Regions from separate parts of the Homo sapiens genome. Here all the other regions are linked to region 1. A link is a loop called in an ENCODE intact Hi-C map of the cell type or tissue named here. Cell type or tissue: PC-9. All regions are shown on one strand. Links, peaks and the distances in the headings refer to the core of each region. The heading gives the core; the rest is flanking DNA. Region 1 has its middle 160 kb from the start of PTGER4. Region 2 has its middle 200 kb from the start of LINC00604. Region 3 has its middle 150 kb from the start of LINC00604. Region 4 has its middle 160 kb from the start of LINC00604. Region 5 has its middle 92 kb from the start of PTGER4.

The links. A loop is a pair of places that touch in the nucleus more often than their neighbours do. Peaks named below come from ENCODE experiments on the same cell type or tissue, not always from the same donor. Only the 100,000 strongest peaks of a DNase experiment are listed, where the experiment ranks them.
Region 2: it touches region 1 in a loop (7-fold over the local background); 2 of 110 quality-filtered maps call a loop at or near these places.
Region 3: a loop joins it to region 1, with 12 times the contacts of the local background. A loop is called at or near these places in 4 of 110 quality-filtered maps.
Region 4: it touches region 1 in a loop (7-fold over the local background); 3 of 110 quality-filtered maps call a loop at or near these places.
Region 5: a loop joins it to region 1, with 4 times the contacts of the local background. A loop is called at or near these places in 3 of 110 quality-filtered maps.

Annotation. Positions count from the first base shown.
Region 1 is chr5:40,515,448-40,521,600 of GRCh38, forward strand. No RefSeq gene overlaps it. Among named protein-coding and RNA genes, the nearest start is that of PTGER4, 160 kb to the right of the region's middle. In PC-9, for the core only: no CTCF peak of the experiment used is centred there; a DNase peak (open chromatin) is centred at 3,264; H3K27ac peaks cover 2,902 bases.
Region 2 is chr5:40,435,131-40,441,283 of GRCh38, forward strand. No RefSeq gene overlaps it. Among named protein-coding and RNA genes, the nearest start is that of LINC00604, 200 kb to the left of the region's middle. In PC-9, for the core only: no CTCF peak of the experiment used is centred there; a DNase peak (open chromatin) is centred at 2,571; H3K27ac peaks cover 1,561 bases.
Region 3 is chr5:40,382,474-40,388,626 of GRCh38, forward strand. No RefSeq gene overlaps it. Among named protein-coding and RNA genes, the nearest start is that of LINC00604, 150 kb to the left of the region's middle. In PC-9, for the core only: no CTCF peak of the experiment used is centred there; DNase peaks (open chromatin) are centred at 1,458, 2,118 and 3,258; H3K4me3 peaks cover 1,480 bases; H3K27ac peaks cover 3,769 bases.
Region 4 is chr5:40,399,676-40,405,828 of GRCh38, forward strand. No RefSeq gene overlaps it. Among named protein-coding and RNA genes, the nearest start is that of LINC00604, 160 kb to the left of the region's middle. RefSeq lists an enhancer at 5,508-6,153. In PC-9, for the core only: no CTCF peak of the experiment used is centred there; a DNase peak (open chromatin) is centred at 2,436; H3K27ac peaks cover 1,484 bases.
Region 5 is chr5:40,584,747-40,590,899 of GRCh38, forward strand. No RefSeq gene overlaps it. Among named protein-coding and RNA genes, the nearest start is that of PTGER4, 92 kb to the right of the region's middle. In PC-9, for the core only: no CTCF peak of the experiment used is centred there; a DNase peak (open chromatin) is centred at 2,945; H3K27ac peaks cover 1,526 bases.

The sequences.
Region 1 (6,153 bases), core at 529-5,528:
CAGGAGGGCATAGCAAGAATTTATTAAACAATAGAAATAATACATTCCGTCCACCTTGAATTAGTTGAAAAGTGGGGAAAGGGGGAAATAATCATTCAGGATCAGGTCCAGAAGGCACGAGTAAATTATAATGAAGAGGCAGCCCAGACTACCAGGTCACATATCTTTGTCATGCTGTCACCAATCTCTCGGCTTGTATGTAAGGTCTCATGGGGAGTGGAGGGGTAGTTCTTCCTACCAACTGATGGAGGAGGAAACACAGTCTTGGTGCGCAGATGAGTCAGAGCAATGTCTGTGCTGTCAAAAAATGGACTTCTGTTGTATTATATTCCCATTCAGGAGTGGTCCTAAAGGGCAGTCATGAAAGGAAATCATTCCAATAGGCATATCTGCAAGTCATTTATTTGATTATTTACCTAGTGTGGACAGAGAAGTGGTCCAAGATATGGATATGAATTCCTGAGCTATGTTGAATGACTTGGGTGGTTATTAGAGGTCTGAAAGGAATTAGATTGAAGACCAAAACATGACTGGTGATGAGGTATGTGGGTGACCAGTGGAAGATGGTCCAAGGCATGCAGAATTTTTTTATGCTAATACCCATCTGAGACCATCCTGGAAGCAATCAAATTCTAGGTGCACAGAATGATTTGTTCAGTGAATGTCAATAAGTCTCACTCCTTGGCCAGTCCAGTGCTAACCAGCTAAACCCATGAACATAGTATGCATGCTGGCAAAGATGATTAAGCACAGAACCAACTTTTACAAACTCTGATCTAGCTACTCTCACTGCTGAGTGCCCAATCTGCCAGCAGCAGAAATCAATGTTGAATATTCAATAAGGAACAATCCAATATAGAACAATGCCTCAGGAGAACAGCTAGCCATTTAGTGGCAAGTTGATTACATTGGACTCTTTCACCCTGAAGAGTACCACAATGTGTCCTTTCCAGAATTTACATCTACTCTCATAAGAAATTGTCTTCCTTGTCCCAAGTGCTTCTTGCAGCACTGCCATCTAAGGGCTTACAGAATGCCTGAACTATCACATAGTATTTCCCACAACATTGTCTTAGATCAAGGAGCCCATTTTATTGCAAAGAAGCTGTGACAATGAGCACATAACCATTGGCCTAATCATGTAACCAATTGCTCAGAAGTAGCTGACCCAACAGAACAGTGGAAGTCTTGTCAAAGGCTCAGCTACAGCACCAGCTTGGGGAAGACATGGTCATAGCAAGGACTGGGTTGCTGTAATCCATGACGTGGTATATATGTTAAGCCAACAGCTAAAAACTCATGCTGTGTCCCCAGTAGCCATAATGCATGCATCTCAGGATCAAAGAGTAAAAATCATCCCTGATGTTCCATTTCCAGAATTGGTGCCTCTACACTGGGGGCTTTTCTGCCTTCCACACTGGGGTTTCTCTGTTGATGATAAAGCAAGGGGCACCAAAGGAACCCATTTGTTGTCTATGTATGCACTCAGAAGTGCAGGAGTCATTCCTTGTGGGGCAAACCTTGGACCAATGGGAGATGAGACTAATGGGCAAACATTTCCCCTAAAATGCATTTCATGCTGTTTCTCAGAAGGCTCCCTGGGACCAAACAACCTGTCTTTCCCATAGTGGTTCCAACTTTATAACACTGCCTTGTATTGGCTCTCTCTCTTTCTCTGCTTTGCTTCCCCTTTCCCTTATTCCTGCCCCCTGCAAAAAAAAGAAAAAGAAAAAGAAATTCCAGTAAAGTACTGCCCATAAGTGCTCTCACATTTTGCATTCTGGGGGAAATCTGAACAAGCCAGGTCCTGTGCTAGTGGTTTTCACAAAAAAAAAGAAAACTTGCTCCAAAACGTAATTAGCATCTCTTTTACCAGAACCAAGGCCTCTAACAATTTTTCTTCTTTTTAAAATATATATGTGTATATATATATATATATATACACACACATATATATATAAAGGTATAACTTACAATAAAGTGTGTGTATCTTAAGTGTACAGCTTAATGAATTTTTATATTTGTATATCCTTCTTGACAGCAAATTTTAAAGATGAATTATATCCCCACAAAACAACTTAAACTCAAATCTGTAACAGGTGTTTTATTGCATGTCGATTTACTCTCCTCTTTCTATAAATAAAATACGACTGCTCTAGCTCAGGCCTTCATTCTCTCTCACTGTAACAACTTTCTAACAAGCTCCCTTTAGTGTTTTGACTTCCTTAAATCAGTCCTTCACTGTCACCAGAGAAAGCTATCTAAATGAAAACTCTGACTTTGTCACTCTTCTGCTTACAATTCTTCAGTGGCTGCTGATTACCTAAAGGAACTAGGGTTCCTTATCCTGGTACTCAAGGCCCTCCTCCTTTTATATTGTCCCTCAACCCTGCCTATCTACCTAGATAATTTTACTCATCTTTTACACCTTAGATTATAGCTCTTTTACTCCAGGAAGCCTCCTTAGCCTCCGTTTTCCAAGCCATGCCCCATAGTACCCTGTGCCTATCTCCCTGGTTGTACCAAACACTTGATATTTTAAATATCAGTTCGCCTGTCTGTTTGCTTCTAAAGACAAGCATCATAATCATTTGCATTCCAATAACCCCAGTGCAAAGCTTATTACCTGAGTCATAATATGCAATTAATAATTTTTTTAGTAAATAGATTAAAGGAGAAAAGAATATTTAAGACACTGTACTCAACAAATGTGTACCAAAAAATTTAAAACCAAGAGATGGCCAGGCATGGTGGCTCATGCCTGTAATCCCAGCACTTTGGGAGGCTGAGGTGGGTGGAGAGCTTGAGCCTAGGGGTTCAAGACCAACCTTGGCAAGATGGTGAAACCGCACCTCTACCAAAAATACAAAAGTTGGCCAGTCTCATAACAGGGTCTCAAAATAAATAAATAGATAAAAATTAAAAATAATAAATAAAAATAAAAAGAAGAGCTTTTGATAAAACCAAATCCCACATATTTGAATTTCTACCTTAGAGTAGACAGATCACCCCTGTAATCATATATCTGACTTCCTACCTGCATGGAACTCAAACATCTGCTATCAAGAGATTAAACTGCTCTGACGTAGGCATCACCCTGCCCTGAGGCCTGGTGCTCTAAGGTGTCCTGGTTACCCACAGCGCTCTGAGTCAGTGTTGAGCCATTCTCACTGATGGCTCATAGTACCATGGGTCTCAAGCTATTGAGTTACAGTTTTCCATATCCCCGGTATTCAGTCTTAGTTGTTGCCTAGTTTTTCATCTCCCTGCTTTACATTCTAGTTCCCCCAATGTCTAAGTCTTTTGCCCTTTATCCCCATCTTCTGGAGACTAAATGGCTGCCTTCCAACAGGTTGATTGCCTGATCTCTGAAACTTTATGAGTCACTTACCCTAGATCTGAGACTTGATTTGAACCAAAGGTACACGTTTGTGATCTGTCCTTCCTGCCTCTTGGCCTGGCACCCAGTTTTAGATCTCCCTTCAGGCTCATTTCATGCAGATATGCTTGGACTTACGATTCTGATCATCCTTTGACCTGTCTCATCATCCTTCTCATATCCTAAGTTAGCACTTCCCCCAATTATTCAACTTTTGTGTAAATCCGTATTTTGTTATATTGAGTCTTCTTAACGTGAGTTATACTCATGATACAAAGCAGAGCCAAGTGTAGGAGTGAGTTTGGAGGTGATAACTCTTTCTGAGTGGACCCAAACAATTCAGTACTTTGTATAAGATGATTTAGAGTCTGGTACAAAGCACCTCTTAGGGGCCTATTCAGTGTGAACAAGTTCTCTAACATTAAGAACCTGACAGTTTGGTTGAGGAAGAACAACAGGCTCCTATGAAGTCATCCAGAAGTGTATGTTTACATGGCAGCTACTTAGTTTATCAGCCTTTCTCTGGCTACCTGCCTTAAATTATTTCCTTAGCAAAATCGACTTTGCTTATCCAAATGCCCTAAAATGCAAACCAGTTTTGCTTCCCCATAAATCTCTGGAATTAATAGGAAAAAGAATTTGAAACTTTGTCCCAAAATAAGACATTGATAACATTTCCTTTATGTTCAGGATCAATTTGTTGGCATTTCCCTAACTCATCTGCATCCTTCCCTAAAGGAATAAATGACTTCCCAGTTTAACGAGATCTCTTTATTGTGCACAGAAGAACACATGGCACTTCATCATGTATGACTGCCCTCTGCCTTTATGAATATCATGAAATTTGGCTATCTGCTCCAAGATCTCCTTCTTTGCTTCTCCTCTTTTTAATTCCATGAAACCTAACCCTGGAGATAATATGTATGTACAACCTATTTTCTCATGATCAGTATTTTTAAATCACAACAGGAAAGGAGCCAACAAAGTCATCTTTGGTCTTTGGCTATCTTCTTATAGGAACACTTTTTCCTTCATTTCCTTGTTATTATTTGGTTGTAAAGTCCTCCAAGACACTGAATTGTTAGACCTGCAACTTTTTGTAGAAGAGAATTCTGTTTTGCTGAGTAAAGTGCAGCATGCTGCATTCTCTATGTTGGAGATGAGGTATTGATTTTTTTTAATAATATTTGGTTCAGGGGTATATATTGCTGCTGAATTATTATGTTTCTTAGAATTGAACATTTCACAAATGGATCCAAGATGGCCTTTTATGGATTGAAATAGTTCTAAACCGTACATTATCAATAGCAACAAAATAAATCACCAGGATGTGAATAAAATATTGATTATATATTCCTTTCCTCCATTAATTTGAACTTTACATCTAGTATTTCAATTTTTCTGTAATGAGATACCATTATATCTACATTGATTATAGCCTAGAAATGTTTTCAGTTAAAATTTCGAAGTAAAAAGTTTTTTGTTTCAGGAAAAGTGGGCTGAAAACAAAATATAAGGTAACATTTCAAAATAATTTGTATGATGTCAATGGCTTAACAGTGGTTATTTCATGAACTCAGAAAAATCTTATTGGAAAAGTATTCATCTTATGAACACATATAGCTGAGAAAATAGAGTTTAGGCTGACTTGCAGCATTAGGTCTTGATACAATTTAAATAAAGAACTTGAAAACATTCATAACACTTATGTCAGCCTACAGAGAAAGGTACTTACTTAACTCATGTTCTCCCACTTAGGCCATGTGAACAGACTCTTTTACATAATGTGATTGTAGTCAAAGGTCCTCAAACATCATTATTATCATCCTCATGGTTATCATCACCCTTACCGCCATTGTGTACCCAACTGCAAGGTAGCATAGGGACATCAAATCTTAGCATTTTCAAGGGGTTAATTTTAAAGAAAGAGAGTGTAAATGTCAAACACAGTTTTAAAACTAGAAGGAAGGAACTGTCAGTGGATCAAAGCTGAGGTTAGTTCCCAGAGTCCAGTTAGATATATTAAGAGTTAAATGAGAGACGCACTGACACTAGGTCATGGTCCTGTTTCTTGACTTTTGAACCACTGCTTTTTCATGGCTTTTATCAACAATAACAGGATACAAAGTGCTAAAAGTGTGGGAAGATATTTACATTTAAGGAGAACAAAAAAACATGACACTGATGGTTTAAAAAAAGTCACATGGAAGAAAAATGAGAGAGAAAGTCATAACAAAGGGCTGGACTTGAAGTTAAATCCCTATTAGGTCCTGTAAAATGCTGAACACATTAGGTTAAATATTTACTCTTCAAACCAAGCTTTTGTGGTGTAGATACCATTTATTCTATTTTACAGATAGGAGGTGTTGGGCTCGGAAAGTTTAAGCAACATGCCCAAGATCACCCAGCTGGGAGTAGTGAGGCAGAATTAAACACCAAGCTCAACTGATGCAAAGATTGTTCTACTACAGATGATTCTCAAACCTAGCTCATGTTACTATCACCTAGGGATCTCTGAAGAAGTACCTCTGCCTGGGCACCACTCAGGATCAATTGAACTAGAATCTGTAAGGGAGTCAAACATCCGTACTTTTAGAAAGCCCTTTATACAATTATGATGTGTAGCCAAGGTTGAAAACACTGAACTAACAGAAGGCTACCGAAATGGTGTGAATTAGGGAGCAGTGAAAAGGCCACCTGTCCAGGACACAAAGTAACCAATATTTCCATAGACTCTATTGACAGAGTTCCTGTAACAGCCAAAACAAATATTT
Region 2 (6,153 bases), core at 671-5,670, 80 kb before region 1:
CCTCTTTGGCCCTTTACTCTTTATCCATTTTCAAATGCCCCAATAATGTACAGGAGTCTGAGGGTTCCACAGCTAGCTGTGATCATGAGGTGGCAAACGAGAGGTCCAATTTTACATTTTGAAGACAGGAACAGAAAGAATCAGCCTGAGTCCCTAATGGCATCCCTGAATTACCTACCCCCAGATTGTGTGTGTGTGTGTGTGTGTGTGTGTGTGTGTGTGTGTCTGTGTTTATAACACAAATAAATTCCTATTTATGTAAGCCACTGCTAGTTGAGTTTTATGTAATTCCTAAGGTAAACCTAATTCTAAATAAAAGAGAGTGAAGATAGAAGCACACCCATATAATTGTCATCATTATATAATATTTAAAATAAAACATAATTATCTTTGTCTGAAATGACTTAGTTTTCTTTGGAAAGAGATCACATAAGAAAACACGAATTTTAAAAAATCCTACCATGATTTATAAAGAAACATGCAGCTGCAAGAGTGAGGCATTTTTTTTTTTATTACACTTTAAGTTCTAGGGTACATGTGCACAACATGCAGGTTTGTTACATATGTATACATGTGCCATTTTGGTGTGCTGCACCCATTAACTTGTCATTTACATTAGGTATATCTCCTAATGCTATCCCTCTCCCCTCCCCCCACCCCACAACAGGCCCCGGTGTGTGATGTTCCCCTTCCTGTGTTCAAGTGTTCTCATTATTCAATTCCCACCTATGAGTGAGAACATGCGGTGTTTGGTTTTTTTTTTCCTTGCGATAGTTTGCTGAGAGTGAGGCATTTTTGAAGCACCCTAACTTTTGAAACCTGTGAATACTTTTATATTGTCTGGCACCACTTCTTATTTCAATGACAACTAATTTGCTTTTGTTCATTCCAATTAGGTCCACATCCATAACATCCAGTAGGTCATTCTCTGGAGATAAGAGTTTGTGATACCAGCAGAACCTTTGTCCTCCGTGACTGGTCAGTGGGGTAGTGGCTCTGAGTGGAGGGCAAGCTTACGTGGAGGACAATGTGAATTTGGGTTCAACATTGAGATAGACAGGACAGGACTCCCCTATAAATATGTAGGCATCAAATTGCAAATTGTACTGTTGTTCCCCCAAAAATCAGCAGACCAGTTAAAATGAAAAACTGACTTTTTTTGAAAAATTACATAAGAAATTATTCCTTAGGACATCCCCAGAGCTTTATCCAGTTCTTAGATATAACCCAAAGGAAAACTTTCATTCTTTATTCCTTTTCCCTAATAAGAAAGAGTAATTTGGGGGATAAAAACCATGTTTTGTTTTCCACCCTTACCTGCTACCCCACAACAGGCATGGGCACGCGCACACACACACACACACACACACACACACACACGCAGGCTCCTTTCCCAACTGGAAATTTAAGCACTTTGAAGGCAATGGATTTTTTTCTGAGATTATAATAGAAGCAATACAAAAACCGAAAATTAAACCTCAGACTCACTGTTTGAAAAAGTACTAGCCATTTCCTGCCATGAATAACTTCTCGCTGGTTTGTTCCCCACTCAGCCCCATAACATCTCTTCCGCCTCTCTGGTTCCTTTCCTCTGGTTCCTAGCTGCAGCCTGTCACACGTCAATCCTGTTAATGTCTTACGCATAACATTTTAGTTCTCAACCATCTACCTCAAGCTTAATTCCACACTGAGGTTTCTATATCCAAAAGTTTAAAGGCCTTCTCCTTTCCACTTTTTTGAGCTCAAAGAACAGGCAGGTATTTGGAAATGACAGATTATGGAGTTAGATTCCCTACCCACTAGTCCCTTTAAGAAGAAGCTCCTGTACATCACGAGTTCTCTTTTCCTCTTTCTGCCTCATACACCTAATGAAGGAGACCTACTCAATTCATCAAACCTTTATTAACCACTGTCGACATAGCAGATGCTGCTCAGTATCAGAGAAACTGAAGGAAAAACATGCAGTCCCTTACCTTGAGAAGTTCAGAGTCAACATCTGTGGAGACACAGATGTTGACACACAACGGTAAAACCTTGTGGTCATCACCACAAGAAAATCATGTATAAACGATTATGAGGACAAAGCTAAATATTTTTCAAATATAATCTTCAAAATCTTAAATATACCTACAGCACAGGTATGGACACCTTGGTCAGGTGACAACACACCTGCACAAATACCTTTTGACATGCCAGTGAATCTATGTAAATTCTTCTTTCACCCAATTGTGCTAGGCTTCAGCCTTGTAGAAATTATCATAAGCTTATTGTTAGTATTTCTTTAAATTAAATGTTTACATTTGAAATTACTGGTAAAAGTAGGCAGTAACATTTTCACTTCTGCAGTGGGATTTCCTTCATGTTTCACTAAACAGGTAATATCAGTGGCTTCCCCTTATACTCTTTCTTGAGTCAAACCAGTGATGTAACCCTACGGTAGCTCATACACAGATAGCACAATGCTGCAGGCTAGAACCCACCCATTTCACTGCACCCACCTAGCTTTTATCAGTCAAATTATCAGCTTGACAAACACCGATTCAGCAATTTTCAGTATTTCCTGGTGTGAAAGGGCCATCACACTCAGTATTTCTCAAGATGAAAATCATCAAGTGGTTAGAGTGCAACTGTGAGTCACAGAGATGCTAATGCTAGCCCTGGCCCTGACTCACTCTTTGACCGCTGTCCTGTACTCTCCACCCGTAGGTTCCCCAACATATCAGTTACATTTTCCTATTTACTTGTCATAAGGAAGGAGCTATACTTAGAGATTATTTGAAAATTGGCTATTGTTGTGGAAACCTAAATAGCTGTTCATAATAAATAGTTTTCCGAGGCTTAAATTTATCTATTGGAGAAAGGACCCAAGTTTAGAAATTAAGAAAACAAAATCCAAGTCTACAAAAAGCAGGTCCAGGTCATCACCTCTATCTCCTGCCTTTGAGACACATGCATACTGAAGCCCAGACAGCTAACAAATCTTCCCCAAAAGGCCCAGCTCTGCAGTGCCTAAATCAGCACCATCCAATAAAAATATAATGTGGGCCACAAGTGCAAACCGTGTGTGTGTGTGTGTGTGTATATATATATATATATATATATACACACACATACTATATATAGTGTTTTTTTTGAGACAGAGTCTTGCTAATGTGGGCCACAAGTGCAAATCGTGTGTGTGTGTGTGTGTGTGTGTGTGTGTGTATATTTTGAGACGGAGTCTCGCTTTGTTGCCCAGACTGGAGTGCAGTGGCTCAATCTTGGCTGACTGCAACCTCTGCCTCCCGGGTTCAAGTGATTCTCCTGCCTCAGCCTCCCAGGTAGCTGGGAATGCAGACACATGCCACCGAGAGGTGACAGTGTGCTGGCAGTCCTCACAGCCCTCGCTGGCTCTCGGCGCCTCCTCTGCCTGGGCTCCCACTTTGGCGGCACTTGAGGAGCCCTTCAGCCCGCCGCTGCACTGTGGGAGCCCCTTTCTGGGCTGGCCAAGGCTGGAGCCCACTCCCTCAGCTTGCAGGGAGGTGTGGAGGGAGAGGCACGAGCGGGAACCAGGGCTGCCTGCGGCGCTTGCAGGCCAGCTGGAGTTCCGGGTGGGCGTCGGCTTGGCGGGCCCCGCACTCGGAGCAGCCAGCCAGCCCTGCTGGCCCAGGGCAATGAGGGACTTAGCACCCGGGCCAGTGGCTGCGGAGGGTGTACTGAGTCCCCCAGCAGTGCCAGCCCACCGACGCTGCACTCGATTTCTCACCGAGCCTTAGCCGCCTTCCCGCGGGGCAGGGCTCGGGACCTGCAGCCCGCCATGCCTGAGCCTCCCACCCACTCCATGGGCTCCTGTGCGGCCCAAGCCTCCCCAACGAGCACCACCCCCTGCTCCACGGCACCCAGTCCCATCGACTACCCAAGGGCTGAGGAATGCGAGCGCATGGCGCGGGACTGGCAGGCAGCTCCACCTGCAGCCCCGGTGCGGGATCCACTAGGTGAAGCCAGCAGGGCTCCTGAGTCTGGTGGGGACGTGGAGAGTCTTTATGTCTAGCTCTGGGATTGTAAATACACCAATCAGCACTCTGTATCTAGCTCAAGGTTTGTAAACACACCAATCAGCACCCTGTGTTTAGCTCAAGGTTTGTGAATGCACCAATGGACACTCTGTATCTAGCTGCTCTGGTGGGGCCCTCTGGTGGGGCCTTGGAGAACCTGTGTGTTGAAACTCTACATCTAACTAATCTGATGGGGAGGTGGAGAACCTTTGTATCTAGCTCAGGGATTGTAAACGCACCAATCAGCGCCCTGACAAAACAGGCCACTAGGCTCTACCAATCAGCAGGATGTGGGTGGGGGCCAGATAAGAGAATAAAAGCAGGCTGCCAGAGCCAGCAGTGGCAACCCACTCCGGTCCTCTTCCACACTGTGGAAGCTTTGTTCTTTCGCTCTTTGCAATAAAATCTTGCTACTGCTCACTTTTTGGGTCCACGCTGCTTTTATGAGCTGTAACACTCACTACGAAGGTCTGCAGCTTCACTCCTGAGCCCAGCAAGACCACGAGCCCACCGGGAGGAAGGAACAACTCCAGACGCGCTACCTTAAGGGTTGTAACACTCATCGCAAAGGTCTGCAGCTTCACTCCTGAGCCAGCGAGACCACAAACCCACCAGAAGGAAGAAATTCCGAACACATCTGAACATCAGAAGGGACAGACTCCAGATGCGCCACCTTAAGAGCTGTAACACTCACCGCGAGGGTCCGCAGCTTCATTCTTGAAGTCAGTGAGACCAAGAACCCACCAGTTCAGACACACCACCACGTCTGGCTAATTTTTTGTATTTTTAGTAGAGACGGGGTTTCACTGTGTTAGCCAGGATGATCTTCATCTCCTGACCTTGTGATCTGCCCATCTCAGCCTCCCAAAGTACTGGGATTACAGGCGTGAGCCACCACGCCCGGCCACCATGTGTATAATTTTTAGTTTTCTAGTAAAAAGGGTAAAAAAGAAATAAGTGACATTAACTTCAATAATATATTTTACTTAACCTAATATGTTCAAAATATTATTGCTCCAACATGTAGTCAATTTTTTAGAATTATCAGTTTGTTGCACTCTTTTTATACTAAGTCTTTATTCACACTAAATTTTCATACTAAAATACAGTGACTATTTCACACTTACAGTATATCTCAATTTAGACTAGCCACATATCAAGTGTTCCAGTAGCCACATGTGACTAGTGGCTACCGTATTGGACAACATAAGCCTAACCTAACTCCAGTGATTCAGTCTCCTAGCAGAGGTCAGCATCAACTAACAGGATAAAATGAAAAGCAGCATAACTTCTTTAAGCTTATCAGAGCCCTACTGCTACCTCTTCTTGTATTCTCTATGACCCTTTTAAAAAAAGAATATCATTCTTCTGTATAACAACATTCTCCCTCCCTATTCCATTCTGGGACTTCACTCTGATTAAATCCTTTTGAAATTCACTTTAAAAAAATCCCTTTTCTGTTTACCTGGGCTCCCTGAGTATGCCTAGGGAAATTATCAGTAGGAATTTTCTTATTGCTTGTAAATTATGTTTAATTCCTAAATTTCCCTTTTTCTGCCTTGTCTGAAAGCATTCCAAACAGAAACTAGTCAAAGAAACTAATTTTTTTGTTTTTCCATCAGTTGGTGACCTCATAGGTAGAACCGAAAAGGTCATTGTGATTATAAACCCTCTCAAGAGGTTGTTCTAACTTTGTCAACATAAGGTTCATTCTCAATAATAATGTGTCTTAAAATGATGTTTCCTTGGATCCTTAAACAGAATAATGCATGACTTCAAGTTAGGAATTTCCAGTGATGAATATTTCAAGTGAGTAGGATTACAACAAACTTAGATGTCCACAGAAAGTTAAAGGGTGAGTGGACAAGATCTGGGGAGCACACTACTTTTTTCTGACTTTCCAGGAGAAACCATATTCCTGGGACTGCCAGCTTCACTGCAGACAGGTGTGAGGACTACAATGACCCCAGTAAGCTATTCAATGTGCAACAGGGCTGTACATCACATTTCTCTTGGCATTGACTTTTTTTGTGGACAAACAACAGAATGTAACCTAAGTAGCTCCTAAGCAAAAATACGAAGTCTACAAAATTAGATTCCATGCCACATGAATTCATTG
Region 3 (6,153 bases), core at 586-5,585, 130 kb before region 1:
CAATTATAAAGTGCTACTTTGGTTACAGGGTGACAAACTTCCAGATATTATTATCCCTAAAGGTTATATAGGCTGAAAATCTCAGTCGATTTAAGATAAATCTGGGCTGAAAGATCATAAATGGGGAAATGTAGGACATTCCAGATACAGCCTTTACTTGAAGGTTGACAGAAGGAGGATAAACAGATGCCTGCAGGATGATCCATGGTGACACTGTCACAGGTAAACTGAAGAGACTGTGTCCAAGTCAATCAGTATGTGTGGAGGATTTGTTGCTATTTGTTCTTCTCATTTTTCCAATGTGATCGAAGTTCCTTAGGTTTAGCCCAATAAACATCTCCCTCACTACTAGTGACCACAGCAAAAAAAAAAAAAAAATGTGTGTAACAAAATATGCACTATAGAGGATCAAACTGTTTTACAAAATCTTCAAAAACCTAAATGTTTTCTTAGCAAATGATGGCATGTCCTTCAAACACTAGAACACTATATTGTTTATTTTGCTTTCAGGCTGATTATAAGGTAAATTCAACTCAGAGAGACTTGATCTTCTTCCTAATTTACCTGCTTCAACAAGAAACCATGAGTGTTCATTATCAACCATATTTTGAAAATTGAATAATAAATAATGGTAACTACTTTATTAATAAAACAAATATGTTTTTAATTAAGTGACTGTGGCTGCCAGGCTCCAGAAAGTTAAAATGCCATCAATAGATAGGCAGTGAAATTCTGAAAGCAGTTAAATTGCAGAGTACTTGAGAACTGGTAATTTTAGATGAAAGACAGCTAAGACACAAATTTAAAAGCCTATCCATTGTTCCTTTTTTAAAATGATATGAAGAGATATTGTACATCACAACTGCTATGGACTGAATATTTGTGTCCTCCCAAAATTCATATTAAAGCCTATATCCCCAATGTGATGGTATTGGGAGGTTGGACTTTTGGGAACTTACTAGGTCATGATGGTGGAACCATCCCCTAATCTCATTCATCCTCCACCATGAATGAGATTAGTGCCTCTATAATAAGAGGCAAACAAGAGATCATCTCTCTCTGCCATGTTAAGATATAACAAAAAAACAGCTGTCTGCAAACTAGGAAGAGTGCACTCACCAGATACCAGATCTACCAGTGCTCTGATCTTAGACTTCCCAGCCTTCAAATTGCATAGTATTTTGTTTAGTCTATGGTATTTTGTTGTAGCAGCCTGAGCTGATTAAGACAATTTTCTTCATAGATCATTTTCTTGGGAATGGTGGTAAGATGCTCATAAATGCTTAAAACTACACATAACAATCACACAGCTAGAAGAGATCCCAGAAAATCTTTCAAAGAAAATTCAGAACCAAAGTTCTGGCTCTCACTTTATCTCCAGCCTTAAATGAGCTGGAGAGTCAGTTATGTAACTAAATGTCTCATGCCTCAGATTCCTCATGCATTCATTGGGAAGAATGCCTGTGCAATGTGTCTTTAGGGTTACCATAGAGATGAATGAGGTAATGTATAGAAGAAGCACAATCCCAAATAATATTTCCCTTACCATAACTTTTCTGCTAAATAACATCTAAAATTTTAGCCCTTGTTTAATTTAGCCTCATATTTCTCGTCTCTTGCCCTTTGTAACTACTGTGCCAAACTTTCCACTTTATGATATACAGTAAGTCCACTTAATGCTGTCGATAGGTTCTTGGAAACTGTGACTTAAAGTGAAATGACATACAACAGGTCTTTGAATAATATCATTTCTTTCAACATCCTTGATAAGAATAAAACATTGGTTTCATTCTATGTTGTTTTGTTTCAAGTCACAGTTTCCAAGAACCTATCAACAACATTAAGTGAGGACTTACTGTATAGGGTTTCCTTTATTTTCATTTTCTATTTTGCCAACATAACCACCAGCCTTTGCTTTAGTACAGTACCTACTCTTGAAGCTACCCCATCAGTGTTCACTGATTAAATATGAGGAGAAGGGAGAGGTAGGCTGCTGCTCAGGGACTTTTCACACTAAGACAAGAAACCAGAGCAAAGGTGATTCCCCCTTGCGTGGCTAAACTATGGTTGCTGAAGCAAAAGGCATTGGAGCAGAAATATTTCCCTTCTAATCACTAGTAATGCCTCAGGCAATAATGGATGCTTCATAAGCAAAGGAATTCCCACTAAACCATCAGGAAGTCTAGTGTAATAGCCTATTTCCAACCTGCCAGATTCATTGAGTGAATTGGAGCAAATCTCATCTATACTTCTCACTTTCTGATATAATTTTATAGAGACTAAATAGTAATGTTCACCATAATGTTGGATGAGCCTCACTTGTGAAGCATTCACTCAGTATATACCTGGCATAATCTCCTCAGATTGGTACTTTTTCAGATTTAAGAGGGAAATAGCTTGAAATTGAGAACTAATAGCAAATTACATGCCCTTAAGATGATACACCCTTCAATGACAAAACACTGTAGCACACCTCCAGGTCTGAAGTTAACAAAGAGGGCTGTCACTTCATTCAGCTGAATCCCTCCTGCCCTCCCCCTGCATACACCCCAGGCAACCTTTGCCCTACTACAATCTAGCTCATTAATTTGGTCAATGCAATTGTTTCTCATTTAAATCTTCCTGTAAAACATAGAATAGTCACTTCACTATTACATTGTCCCCAATTTTTTCAAAAGCTTGCCGTGAAGGGAAGGAAGCTAAGTAAGAAAAAGGTCAATGAAGCCAGTTGCAAAGAAGATTATGAAATGTTGCTCATTTCTGCTTTTTTTTTTCTTTTGAACCTCTGAATTACTTCATCTTTCCATCTGTCTACAAAGTTGTGGGTGCACATTAAGATATACAGACAGAATTCACAAACCCTTTGGTAAATTCACTCTTAGCACTAAATATCAACGGAGGAGAAAAAAAAAACGTACTATGTTTCCCAAAAGAAGTATGGGGAGACTATTTTCTATGATTAAAAGCATAAGAAAAAAAATAAAACTGATCCAAGAGCCCAGAGACTATTTTTATATGTGAAAAATATATACTTTAGTCAGGATTTGTAACTTCAGTAACTCCCTTTGGAAACCAAATTTCCACCCTCTCACAGTGTTTGGTTATTTAGGACTGAGTCAATTTGAGCATGATGAGTTTGGAATGCCAGCTGGCTGCAGAAGTGTGAAGAAACCTGTGTGGTCACCAACACTTTAAACATCACTCACAGTTCTGAAGTAGGGCTATCCCAGGAGCACTTCCTGGATGCTGGTGATCCACAAACACCAGACTATTTCCACTCCTCAAAAGGAAAAAGAATGGGGCCCTACCTTGCCAGGAAGAGGAATCTGGCAAGCAGGCTGAGAACAAGCACCACACAAGGCAATTTTTGCCAAGTGAGTCACCCATACCCCCTGGGTACAGGTGAAGCTCAAGGAAAGGACCATTCAAACTTCCAGCCTGCAGGAGCTGCAAAATCAGCTCCTGAACTCCAGTATTCAACTCATCTAGAAACACATTTTTATTCAAATCTTTAAAGCCAAAGAAGGTATCTAACCATTGTCCCAGCCTTCTCTTCTTTTATAGTATCACTAATTCCATAGTTATGTAAGTGCCTTTTATGTGAATGCACTGTACTAGACCCTTGATAGAGAATGGTTAGCAGAAAAATTAAAAAAGCAACCAAGATTCTACATTCTTGATTCTCATGGGAAAAATAGAGAAGAACTGAGAAAAGTCCTAAGAAGAAAACACTAAGATAGACACTAACAGGGAAAGTTTTACTCAAGGTGGTCTTATGTTCTAATTTTAATGTGATCACTTGGGGATCCTGTTTTAAAAAAAAAAAAGAAACATAGATTCCAGTACTAAATGCAGATTTGATATGTCTTGGGGAGAGTCTGGGACTATGCATTTTTTACAGGCTCCCAGCTGCTGCTGCTGTTGCTGCTCCACAAACCACATTTTTTAATAACAAGCCTCTAGGGTTTCTCTACATCTGTGGTTGTAGTTCTCTAAGTGTGGTCACCAGACCAGCAGCTACAGTGTTACTGGGAAACTTCTTAGAAATGCAAATTCTCAAGCCTCACCCCAGACCTACCGAATCAAAAGCTGGAGAGGGGGACAGGGCGGCAAGGATGCCAACACTCTATATTTTAACAAACTCTCAAGGTGATTATGACGCCTGCTAAACCCCATTCATCCAATACTAGTCATGAGCCACATGTGGCAATTGAGCACTCAAAATGTGGCTAGTTTGAATTGAAATATGCTGTTAGGATAAATTATATGCTAGATTTCAAGGACTTGAAAAAAGAATATAAAAATCCCTTATTAATATTTTTTATATTAAGTGCATGTGGAAATACTATCTTGGATATAGGAATTAAATTATATTATTAAGATTAGTTTCACCTGTTTCATTTTGCTTATTTTAATGTGGCTACTAAAAATTTTTTAATTACATATGCTTGTAATGGTTAGCATTATGTTTCTACTGGGCAATGTTGCACTAACCTTTGAGAATTATTGCTATAGAGCAATGGTTTTCAAGTGAGGCAATTTTGCCCCCTAGCAGACATTTGGCAATATTCGAAGACATTTTTGATTTTTACAGATGGGGTCAGGGGTTCTGTAAGTAAAGGCCAAGATGCTGCTAAACATCCTATAATGCACAGGACTGCTTGCTACAACAAAAGACTCTCCAGTCCAAAGTGTCAATAGTGTGGAAGTTAAGAAATCTGTTCTATTACACTGATTCTGCTCATTAGAAACACTTTAGGAGAGTTAAAAATACTGATGTTCTTGGTTTATCCCCAGATTAATTAAATTGGAATCTCTGGTACAGAAGCCGTGGCATCGGTTGTTCATTTTGTTTTGTTTTAAGTTCCCTGTGGATTATAAGGTGCTGCCAGGGTCAAGAACCTCTTTTTCTAGTGGAATGGACAGAGGCCCCTCATTCATTCGTCTCTGTACTGCCAACACTCATCACCTCCAGACCTGGGAACTGGCATTTCCAACAAGTGTCCAGTGATGCTGAAGCTGCTGCTCTGGTTTCCTCTGGAGAATTTTACGTCCCGTTCCACATAATGCTACACACTTCAACTCTCCAGATGGCCCAGGGAGCCTCATCAGACCTGGGCAGTTGTTCCCCACTCAGAAGACAGTCCCACCACCAACGATTCCCCTTCCAGACTCAATCAAAATGACTTCCCATTCAGCTGAGGTAGAAGCAGCTCTTTTATCAAGGGCATGGGGGCATGGTTAAAGGAGACATAAACTAAGTCCTTTCTGTTTGCACTCCAAGCAGGAAACAAATTTTTCTGTTACTGGGTCATCTTAGGGAAACCTGTTTCATTCAACTATTTAATTTTTACCAATATATAACTTAAATCACTTTAAAATAAATTTGTACAGATTACAAAATGACATAGATTAAAACAACTTCTCAGCCAGGTGCGGTGGTTCACACCTGTAATCCCAGCACTTTGGGAGGCTGAGGCAGGCAGATCACGAGATCAGGAGTTCGAGACCAGCCTGGCCAACATGATGAAACCCCGTCTCTACTAAAAATACAAAAATTAGCTGGGCATGGTGGTGGGCGCCTGTAAGCCCAGCTACTCAGGAGGCTGAGGCAGGAGAATCATTTGAACCTGTGAGGCAGAGTTTGCAGTGAGATGGCGCCATTGCACTCCAGCCTGGGCAACAGGGCTAGACTCCATCTCAAAAAAAAAAAAAAAAAAAAAAAGTTCTCCCTAAAACTAATCCCCTAAGAAAGTAGGAACTAGAGAAATTTGAACTTTAAATATTTTATGGTCCTTCCTCCTTCATAATTAACTTTTGAAAAAATATATATATACATAAATCTAAAATCGTTGGCCCTACATGATCTCTCTCTCACACACATGCGTGTGCGCACACACGCACACACACACTCTATTATCTTCATGAACACATCACCTACTTTGCTCCAGTCCAGCTGACAGCCTTAGGCCCTTCGCACTAAGTGTCTTTCCCCAACATCATCTGAATGCATAACTTCCCCACTCTTGTCTCCCCTGGTCTTTGCCCAGATGTTATCTGCTCCCTCCCATCTGGGTTCCTCTTTCTCAACCTTCTTCTCTCTGCCTGATTGGTTTTTTCATAGTACTTATTATATTTTTAAAGTACCACCTA
Region 4 (6,153 bases), core at 478-5,477, 120 kb before region 1:
CAAAAATGTGAAGGCAATACAGATGGTCACTGACTTCCAATGATTCCACTTATACTTTTTCAACTTTACAATGGTGCACAAACTATAGACATTCAGTAGAAAACAGTGTGATTCTCTCACATGATGCTGGGCCATGCAGTAAGCTGCAGCTCTCACTCAGCCACACAAAGGTAAAAATACCAGTACTGTACAGTACATTGTGTTGCCAGATGATTTTGCCCAACTATAGGCCAATGTAAGTGTTCCAAGCATGTTTAAGGTGGGCTAAGCTAAAGTATGATGTTTGGTAGGTTAGGTATATTAAATGCATTTTTGACTTAGTCATATTTTCAACTTACAATGGTTTATCAGGACATAACCCCATTGTAAATGGGGGAGCATCTGTAGTTTATTTTGAAGTTAATTCCAGGAATCACTATGAGGTTGCAAGGAGTAAGACAAGAAGTGGGGAACAAATAGACAGAACATTGACTAGCCAGTTACCTCTATTCGTAGTGTGGTCAACTATCACAGTTTGCATGGAATCAATGGGGTGTCCCAGGACACAGAATTTCCAATGCTAAAATTGGGACAGTTCTAGAAAAGCAGAGATAAGTTGGTTACCCTACTGTATGGGCAATTGGGCTCAATTATTCTGGAGACCCATGGAAAGGCCATATGGAACACAACTTAGGATTGTTCCAACAAAAGGCAAAGATGTGAAGTATTTATTCACCAGCCCTTAGTAGTTTGGAGGTACTCCAAGGCATTCTGGCTCAGTTACTTCCCATCTGACCTGTGCAGGGACAAAGCATGCTCCTGTGTCCAAAGATAGCCCACTGGAGGAAAGGTGCAGGAATTTGTTGTCATGTCTGAGAAATGTCTGCAGACAAACTCTGGGATCGGCCAAAAGGATGTGGGGGTGGGAGTGCCAATACCATCTATGCATGATTATTTGTCCCTAGTCTGATCAGCAAAATGATGCTATCTCAATATTGTTCTCATTTACATTCTCTAATGAGTGGGAATTTTGGACATAACTTCATATTTGCATCCCTTTTTGAGACTCAAGTTTTCAAGCATTTAAATACAGTTTTAGGGTAGGTTATTTTCTTGGCCTGGGACAACCAACTTCCATAATAGAAAAAAAATTTCAATCAGTTTACCTAAAATATGTGTGTATTGGAATGGAATGGGATGGGATAGGGGAGCAGGGTAAACTCTTCCAGGTGAATTAAAGGTGAGAATTAATGATTTAATTATAGTATTTTCAAGGCCACAATCCTTGTTAGACTTTCCTTTACCTTATTTTTAAAAAACTGTACATATGTATGGGGTAAGTATATACATATGTGTCATTATACATATTTATCATGTACATATTATCATATATTGTATACATATACATATCATTATATATTGTACAGTTTTATGTACAGTTTTTTAAAAAGGTACGTATGTATGGGGTACAATGTATAGTGATCAAGTCAGGGTAGTTAGTATATCCATCACCTCAAATACTTATCATTTCTTTGTGTTGGGAATATTTCAAGTCTTCTCCTCCAGGTATTTTGAAATATACAATAAATTATTGTTAACTATAGTCACCCTACAGTGCTGAAGCGGAATTGAGCTCCTTAAGTTTTGTACATCATGTTTTTTTAGGTTCCCACTGAGCTGATTTTTGGCCATGATTCACACATATCTCTCCTCCAAGGCTCCTCTCACAAAGCATTTCCTCCCAGTCACGTTTTCAAATAGCTTCTCATTCCCTGTATGCCTGTGTGTGCATGGCCTCATCTCACTTTCGCTGTGACCATTGCTGCTCATTTCTATTTCCTTCAAGCCTCATTTACTGCTGCCTAATTTGCCTTCTAGCTCAGAGGAAAGCAGAGATGTTTAATGGAGCTCTCAGAATCATCATTACTGAAACTTGACACAGTCAAATCCCTTGTGTCCCTTAATACGCATAATATTGCTTAGCCTAAAAGCCACAGTCTGGGAGACTCACTGTATCATAATGAGAACATTCAGAAGATAACTAAATCATAAATTTAAACTTCAGATTCTATCACTTCATTGATTAAGCTCTCAGACATTTCCCCAACTACCTAAGACCTGTCATTATTAATCTTACCTGTTTTATTAATTCCATTTCACTGTGTTTCTTAACACATATGTTACAGCCTCCCACCAAGTCTATCCTCCAATCATGATTACAAACTGGCAGTACCTTAGAATGATGATCTTTTGATAGTTTTATTACCGAGCAGAAAGCAATCTGTATAGTTTCTGTCTCACAAATTAATTGCTTAGACTTTTCCTGCTAAGCTTCCACCTCAGAACTTGTCCCCATTTCAAAGAGTAAACCAACCCTCATTTTACAAAGATAGCAACTAAAATTCCAAGACATTAAATGACTTGCCTGAGGCTACACAACTCATGGCCACAGACAGAACTCTTCCTCCTAGGCTACTTGTGTTATGTCAGGGTGATTCATCTTCTCTATGCTTCTCTGAAAAAAACAGAATCTGTCAAGCAGTCATCTCCCCATCCCCCCACCTGCCTCAGACCCTGTGCTTCAGTTCTGTTCTCTACCACGACTCTACCCTACCCTTCAATCACTTCACTTCAGAGAAGCTAAGACCCCTTCAGAGCATTAGCATGTCCACAGGCATGGCATGAACTCCAGTCTTCTCCAGATACTTGGGCACTCACAGTGTCCTATCTGGATAGTCATTCACCTCTTTGTGAATAATGCATCTGCCTGAACAACTTAAATTCAAGGCCCCTGAGTGCATATATATTTATAGAATTCCTTGCACTCACCATTGTGCCTAAATGCCTATCGCAATTCATATGGTAGATATTTCACAAGTATTTAATGAGGATGATAATTATAACAATGTCATGGGAAGAATCAATTTTTAAAATTGTGTTGTGGAAAAAATATACACACATATATAATATACATATATAATACACATATACATATAGCTGTATATATATACATATATGTATATGTACATATACATATATAATACACATATACATATAGCTGTAGTTTTCTATTCTTAAGAATAAAATTAATCATATTGGGCTTGAAAGAATGGTAAGAGATAATGGCTTACCAACATAGTGCTGCCTGTACAGAGACCAGACCGGATTTCACAAGGGTGTGTATTTGTAAGAAGGTAAGGAACTTGTTTCTTTTTTTGTCTTGCTTTTGTTTTTGTGTTGCTGTTTATTAGAGCAACTGAATTACAAACCTGAAGAGATGAATTTAGGTTTAGAAAGCTGACAATTTTAGTAGACCCCTGATGTAAAATGCCTTTTTCAGTATACTTCCCCAGAGACGGCAAAGATCCTGGACCTAAAGTCAAATTCTGCAACATTAGGCAACTGATGAATCCCAAAGGTGATTGCCTGGTTGATGGGTGATGGTCAAAGGAGTATCAGACACAGGAGACCACTTCTGTGGGTCAATGAACAATAAGGCCAGGAAAAGGCAACTCACATGTGTAATCTTGCCACAGTTTTGGTAAGTAAGATGTTAGGAGTTTGAAATTCAGCCTACATCTCTGCCTTAAGGTATATGTGGAGATCTTTAAAGTGAGTGGTGAAGAAAGGGTTAAGAAATAGGATTTAATGGGGAATAGATTAAAAAAAATGAGAAGGAGTCTTAGCTAAACAAAAGAAGAAAGCGGGTTTTATTTTTGTTTTTGTTTTTGTTTTTTAATTTTCTGGGTGTTTAAAGGTAAGCAATGGTTTTTCATTTCTACCAGACTAAGACAGATTGCAATTGCCTTAGAGCAGTTGGGAATTTTGTAGGCAAAGGAGAAACCATATTAGGAAAAAAGAATATATCGCTAAGCTGACAAGATACTGTAAATACCCAAAACTAGGACTTATACAAGCCGAGGGGGTTAAGCTGCCCCTTGATAGACTGGTACAATGAGAAAAAACAAAGTTCGCATGTCTGATTATGCACGAATTTCCTGAGTGAAAATCTTAGCTTGGATTTGTAACCCAAGTCTTTTAATGCATTGAGGAAAGATTAACAGTAAGAGCCTAATATGGTTTGGATCTGTGTCCTCACCCACATCTCATGTCGAATTCTCCAGTGCTGGAAGAGGGGCCTGGTGGGATGTGATTGGATCATGGGAACAGACTTCCCCTTGCTGTTCTCATGACAGTGAGTTCGTTCTTACAAGATCTGCTTCTTGTTGTTGTTGTTGTTGTTGTTGTTGTTGTTGTTGTTTTTGAGATGGAGTCTCGCATTTTCCCCTGGGCTGGAGTGCAATGGTGTGATCTTGGCTCACTGCAACCTCTGCCTCCTGGGTTCAGGTGATTCTCCTGCCTCAGTCTCCTGAGTAGCTGGGATTACAGGTGCCTGCCGCCATGCCCGGCTAATTTTTTGTATTTTTAGTAAAGACTGGGTTTCTCTATGTTGGCCAGGCTGGTCTTGAACTCCTGACCTCGTGATCCACCCACCTCCGCCTCCCAAAGTGCTGGGATTACAGGCATGAGCCACCGTGCCCAGCCACAACATCTGCTTGTTTAATAGTGTGTCGCACCTCCCACTTCGCTCTCTTCCTGCTACTTTGGCCATATAAGACATGCCTCCTTCCTCTTCACCTTCCACCATGACCATAATTTTACTGAGGCCTCCCCAGCCATGCTTCAATTAAACCTCTTTTCTTTATAAATGACCCAGTCTCAGGTAGTTATTTATATTGCAATCTTTGCCATTATTTTCAATTACTTTTGCACCAACCTAAATAGCAGTGTGAGAATAGACTAATACACAGCCCAGTGTTTCAAAGGACCCTGAATAAGTGGCCTCTGAAGATAACTGCTTTTAACAATACATTGAGGGTAACTCATTCAGCATTTCTGAAGCCATCAGAGTGTCTTTCAATCAGAGGCAAGGCATTTAGGCCTTTCAGGCTTAAAATTACCAGTTTGAAATTAGCCAACAAAAATTAATAAATGCAATGAACTATGCCCAACTACAGAATATAAACAGAAAGATACTGGCACAAGACATTAAACCACTCATACTCATTCTATCTTTTCAGATGCAAAGAGCTAGAAAGAATCAGAGGACTAGGAAATGCCACAGAAACCTCCATTGATCACATGGTTCTGTCATATGAAAGAGAAAGCAAAATAGAAAACTTCACATTTATGAAGATTAGGAAACACATGTATACATACATATAGTTCATGAGGCAGTGTAAAATGAGGAAATCTATTTTTTCTACTTGGATAGAACTGGTAGAGTTTGGCACAATTCCACTTTAAAAAATAAAGTATTCAGTATTCCTTGTGTAAGGTGTTGCCAGAAGAAGAAATTTGCTGAGAAAAAAATTCATCCTTTCTTTGCAAGGAAGATCTTAGGACAGTGGCATCAACATGAGGCACTGCATTGACAATGCTTTTGCATTCTGCTTTGATTTCTTTTTGGAAGTTGGTAGAGGTAAATCACAATTTATTTTTAATAATATGAAACTGTGAAAGTTAAGTATGGATAATGACAAGGAAAAGTATTTAATTCTGTCTTTATACCTGGACTTGAAAAAGAACAGTAACCATTCTAGCCATTTAATGGAATTTCTAAACCATATTATCCTTCCCCAGAAATGGACATCAAGTTCTATGGATCAAAAAGCTGTAGCTGACCTTAGACTCCAAAAAGAACCCAGTAGGCTGGACTTAAGCATGCTGGAGGATGTTCACATTCTTAAGTCAGGGTTATCGTAAGTTATTTCCTGCATTTCATCATAACTGGTCACATGTGGCCACTTGTCAGATCTGGGACAAGCATTTCCAAAAGCAAATAAAAGTGTGTATTTTTTTCATCTTTCTAAACAGCTCTGAGTTCAGATCCTGTCAAGGTTACCTTCCTATGATTCGTGAAGATGTCATCCTAAAATATAAAAGGAAAGTACATTGGTAAAAAGTCAACCTTTGAATTTTGTGCTTGGAGTCTTTAGGAGTCACTGATTAGACTACAAACACCCTTGTCAGCTCTATTCTTTTAGGTCTCATCAGGACTTTCTTGGCCACCAGCACACAGCAAAGCTCGGAGGGACCGGGACCCATGTTTAGTACCAAGGTGGTAGGTTGCGATGACGGCAAGTAGACACCACAAGAAGCTGAAAGGGAATT
Region 5 (6,153 bases), core at 406-5,405, 69 kb after region 1:
GACAAGTATTCACCACTATAAATGAAACTTTTTAAAGACCAGGCCTCCTGCTTCCCAACCCAAACCTACTAAATCAGTATCTCTAGCCACTGGAGTTTGGAATTTTGTGTACTTTAAAGCTCTTCAATTGATGTTGATACACAGATATGTTTGGAAACCTGCATTCAGTGATCTGCAAAGTTATTTTCAACCTTTAGATTCTATAATTCTATTAACAAAATTCACAATAACTTTTTTAAAAGAGTAGTTCACTTTTGAACACTTACCAGGGCTTAGAGGAGAATCTTTAGCCTGTCAAACACTATGCTAGACCTCATTTAATTCTCACAACAACCCTATAAAGAAAATGTTAATATATATTCCCATTTAATAGAAAACAAAACTGAGGCCCAGATAGATTAAGAAACTTGCCCAAGATTACAGAGTCAGTAAAAGGCAGAGTGGGGATTCAAACTGAGGACTATTTGATCCACATTCTTTCCTTCACACCATTAGACCTTGAGAGTTTTGAATAGAGACACAACTTGAAATTACTAATATTAGGGGTGAGGGGTTGAGGGGGTTTTGCCTGGTGGGTTTTTTTAGTAATATATTTAGCACATGGGAGGGATATTTTGTACATATTTTGAACATAAAACTAGATGATATTCCAGGAACTTGTAAGTGACTTACATCAAGCCAGCGACTAACATAGCCAACGCATTTGCTCTATGAATCCAAAATATTGGTCTAAGGGTTCTATGGTACCTAAACAAAACATGTGGTGAACTATCCAAAATGAGAGAAAAGAACTCAACTACATCTTTGTTCATCATAATGGACTCCAAACCAGAAAGGACATTTCTACATTTTCACATTGGAACCATTACCCATTTTCTGAGCCACCGAAAGGAACAACTAGCTTCTTAGAGCTGTATTTCTGCCACTTCAAGGAACATGAAAATATAGTTTTGTGGTTATTAAGAGTACACATCTTTGAGGCAAACCTAGATTCTGGGTCCGCCACTAAATATGTAATTTTGGGGAAATTACCTAACCTCTCTGGGTTAGTTTCCCATCTGTAAAATGCACTGATGATATTTTAATATCTGCCTTCCGGAGTTACCACGAGAATTAGATAAGATGTTGTATGTGAAGCAATTAACACCCCCTTGATACTTAGTAAGCACTCAATAAGCATTCTTATTAATGGAGAAGTCAAGTCCAACACAATCTCTGCAATCCCTTGGCTGTCCAGCTAGGGTAGAAACCAATTATTGTTGTGTCCACAGTCCCGACTAAAGGAAAAAGGTATGTGTGTTGGAGTGGAAGGAGGGTGAGGTTAACCTATCCTCAGGCCTATGAGAATTTGCTCTTAACCCTTAACTATAAGGATCTTAAAACACCTCCAGGTGTTTTAAGAATGTAAGGGTCATTGGTATAAATGAAAGCAAAGAATGTAAGGGTCATTGGGATAAATGAAAGCAAAGTTACATACTGAAAAGTCAAAAACTGACACAGAAATGGAGCTATATTAGAAGAAGGCTATAGCCTTACTTCTGCCTCCATTTCTAACTATATTATTTGCAGATGAATTAGAACAGGCGAGGTGGGGCTGGCACAAAACATGTTCCCATGACACAAGACAATAACCAGCTCACACATCTTTGGTGGCCCCTGGTACTGAGCACCAGAGGCCCTCATTGAGGACAGGCACTCCTTTTTCACCTAAAAGTATTTCCTCTCTACTGGGAATCAAAAATTGCCTTCTACAAACTAAATTGCCAGCAACATTCATCAAGAAAATAGCACTAACTTAGCATAAGAGGCCTTGGATTTAGAAGACGACACAACAACGTCTAGAGACCCAACATGATTGTCAAAGACTGGGGAGCTTGCTGAGTGGGTGAGCAAACACATTCTGAGTAGCCTCTGTATTGGGAGGTGAGAATTCCTATATAAAAGTGCTAATAATCTGCATTAATTGATTTGTTGAAAAAATAAAAAATAAAAATAAAGTCACTTATTAACAGCCAGTAAATACAGAATTCCTTCCTTGGGTAATGGATGGCATAATGGGACATTGCAAACTTGAGAAATGGAACCATTTCTGATTTATGAAGGCATATACAGCTAAGCTAACTTGTAGGGTTACTTTGATGGGATAGAAGAAAATAACCCATTTAAACTCCTCTCACAAATCACTTTTTAAAAATGCTTCCTTTTTAGACCATTAAAACTTAAAGTAAACTAAAACTATATTGTTTAAGAATACATAAATAGGTGTAAAACTACAGTGGAAAACAAGAACATGAACATCTTACTGTCCTTGTTAGGATACTTACCTAGAGGGGGAAGGAAAAGGGATAAATTAGGTGGAGTCATTCAGGAAGGTGTAAGCAATGTCCTGTTTCTCAGCTTTAATGTTGATCTATACTGGTGCTTGTTTTTTATATACTAGGGTTTGTTTTTTATACAGGTGTTTGTTTTATAAATCATTAAACTAAATTTGTTTTGTGCAAAAAAATAAGACATTTATTAGAGAAGTATATATTAAACTAACGGTAGTTATGTCTACTGGAAAGAAGTAGAACTGTGAGAATCTGTCACAGTGACTGTTGTTTTCCTAAAAAATACTTCAGCATCATTATTGTAATAGTATGTAAGTGCTGATTCACTTAAGCTTTGATTCTAGAGATACTCAGCAACATTCTTTCAAGAATGCAGTACCGAGGTATGAGCTAGTATTATACTAGAAAGGGCCTCTCTTCAGAGTGGCTGCTGTTAAGCCCTTCTGCTGTCTGTATCTTGATTGACAATAGACATTTTGCTGATGCATAAGATGTCAAATTAGTCCAATTAATTATGTGATACTAATGACTATTTATTTGCTTGATGCATGCTAGAAATTCTCTCCTATTTGTGCAATTACAGGTATTCAAGGAATGTGGATTGTCTAGAGTTGTTAAAGATCTGTTCACTCTTGTGTGTACAAGGGAACTGAGTAACATGTCTCCTTAGGAATGGAAACTAATCTCTGATACATTCTATATCCAACCATTGTTTCAATCAAATGAGACTGACTAGATGACATAGAAATAAGCCAACCTGTACTCTGACACCTGAAAGAGCAGATGACTGAGATTTCATGGAGCCTGCAGATCAAATTTGTGAATAGTTTTATACCTGCTAGCTAGTGAATATTTGTTGAATATGTATTTGACTATATAACAGACTTCAGTCTGAGACATGTATTCATTTTAATCTGGTAGCAAGGTTGTGGAGAAGAAGCTAACCATTGCTACTTCAAAAATCTTTTGTGGCTATTGTTATCAAGACAAAAAAGAAAGAACCTAAAAGTTTTGCATGACTAACATGATGAAAGTTGGTTCACAACAGAGTCTTTTGCTTTTTGCTGATCTTTTTCTAAAATTATTGACATTTGTAAATTGAATGAGTCTTATTTTACAAAAAGAAAAACTATTAAAATACCTAATAGAAAAAGAAGCAAAAGACCTAAGGAGACATTTCACACACAAAAAAATACATATAGTCAATAAACATGTAAGGAGCTGTTCAACATTATTATTAATCAGAGAATTAATCAATGTGATATCATTTTAAACTCGTTCATTTGGCAAAAAAATAATACTGAGTCTGACAATAATTGGCATTTTCAAGAATATGGAGCCACAGAATCTTCTATGTCTTGCTGGAAGTAGATTAAATTGGCTCAATCACTTTGGAAAATAATTTTTCTCATCTCAAGGAGTTAAACATTCACATGCCCTCTTTCACTCCCAGGGGTATACCCAATAGAAATCCTTGTGCCAGTACTCTAAGAAACATGCTCAAGAATGTCTGTAGCAGCACTGTACACAAAAGCAAAACCTAGAAATAACCCAAATGCCCATCAACAAGATGGAAAAAAATGACATATTCATACAACAAAGTCCTATTCGAAAATCTCATAAATTAACAATAGCAATACACAACAATATAGATGAATCTTAGCAGTATGTTATTAAGTTAAACATAATTCTCAAAAGATTACACACACAGTAGGATATCTTATTTAGGAATAGATACAGATGCGATAAATTATATTAAAAGAAAAGCAAGAGAAAGCAAGGGAAGAGGGTGATGCTTCCCAGGGAAGAGAAAGCTAGGAATGGGGTGGTACAGAAGAAGGAAACCATATAACTTGATGTAAGTTATTATCAAGAATTTAGCTCCTGTCTTTGGCCAGGTGTGGTGGCTCACACCTGTAATCCTAACACTTTTGGAGGCTGAGACAGGCAGATCACTTGAGGTCAGGAGTTTGAAACCAGCCTGGCCAACATGGTGAAACCCCCATCTCTGCTAAAAAGAAAACACAAAAAATTAGCCAGGCGTGGTGGTGCACACCTGTAGTTCCAGCTACTCAGAAGGCTGAGGCAGAGAACCGCTTAAACCTGGAAGGCAGAAGTTGCAGTGAGCCAAGATCACACCACTGCACTCCAGCCTGGGTGACAGAATGAGACTCTGTCTAAAAAAAAAAAAAAAAAAAAAAAAAGAATTTAGCTTTTATTTTTGATGATGAGTTTATGAATGATTATATTAATCATGATGGATGAGTAGATAAAAGCAGGCCATACATAAAACAATGGTGAGGTTGTATTATGAGACATCCATTAAGTTTTCTCCATTCTGTGCACTTGAAGACAAAATCAAAACAAATCAAGGAGAAAAACAAAATAAACTTTAAATCATATATATTTATATACATATAGTAGGCAACCCAATTGTGTTTATTCTAGATGAAAACTATTGCTGTTATCTTGCTTCTCGCATTAAAACATCTGTATCAAATTGTTTTTTAATACTATCTTAAGGATTTTTTTTTACATTTTATGCTCTAGCCAAAGCCAAGTATAGTTGGATAGTTCTTTGACTTTCCACAGTTTTTTTAAGTGAAAAGAATATTATATATCATTTTTATGTTGCAAATGACACAGTAATTACCAAACTAAATAAAATATTTCAAGATCTTTTTGTTACAATTATGAATTTCTTGCTGGAACCCAATTAATTTGAATGGGAAAAAAATCAGCTGTAAAAATCACCAAGAAGGAATAAAAGACATTGTATATACCCATTCAGAAGTGTAAGCAACAAAATTCCTGCTTTGAATAAAAGCATTACTACACAAAAGTAAATAAAGTATTTTGGAATTTGCTGAGATAATTGTTACATGAAAACATTAAGAACAAGTTTTTCTTTTTTTTTTTCCTTTCCAATTTTTATTTTAGATTCAAGGGGTACATGTGCAGGTTTGTTACATGGGTAAATTGCATGTCATGGGGGCTGTGTACAGATAATTTCATCACCCAGGTAATCAGCATAATACCCAATAGACAGGTTTTTAATCCTCACCCTCCTTCAAACCTCCACCCTCAGATAAGCCCCATTGTTTATTGTTCCCCCTCTTTGTGTCCATGTGCACTCAATATTTAGCTCCCACTTATAAGAGAACATGCAGTATTTGGTTTTTCTGTTCCTGTATTAATTCACTCAGGATAATTGCCTCCAGCTCCATCCATATTGCTACAAAGGACATGCTCTCATTTTTTATAGCTGCATAGTATTCCAGGGTGTATATGTGCCATATCTTCTTTACAGTCCCCTGTTGATGGGCATCCAGGTTGATTCTATATCTTTGCCATTGTGAAGAGTGCTGCAATAAACATACCTGTGCATGTTTCCTTATGGTAGAATGATTTATATTCCTTTGAGTATATACTCAGTAATGGGATTACTGGGTTGAATGGTAGTTCTATTTTAAGATCTTTGAGAAGTCTCCAGACTGCTTTCCACAGTGGCTGAACTAATTTACATTCCCTCCAGCAGTGTATATGCCTTCCCTTTTCTCTACAATCTCACCAGCATCTGTTATTTAATTGTGTTTGTTTGTTTGTTTGTTTTGAGATCGAGTTTCGCTCTTGTTGCCTCCTGGGTTCAAGTGATTCTCCTGCCTCAGCCTCCCAAGTAGCTGGGATTACAGGTGCCCACCACCATGCTTGGCTAATTTTTGTACTTTTAGTAGAGACAGGGTTTTACCATGTTAGCCAGGCTGGTCTCGAACCCCTGACCTCAGGTGATCCACCCACCTCAGCCTCCCGAAGTGCTAGGATT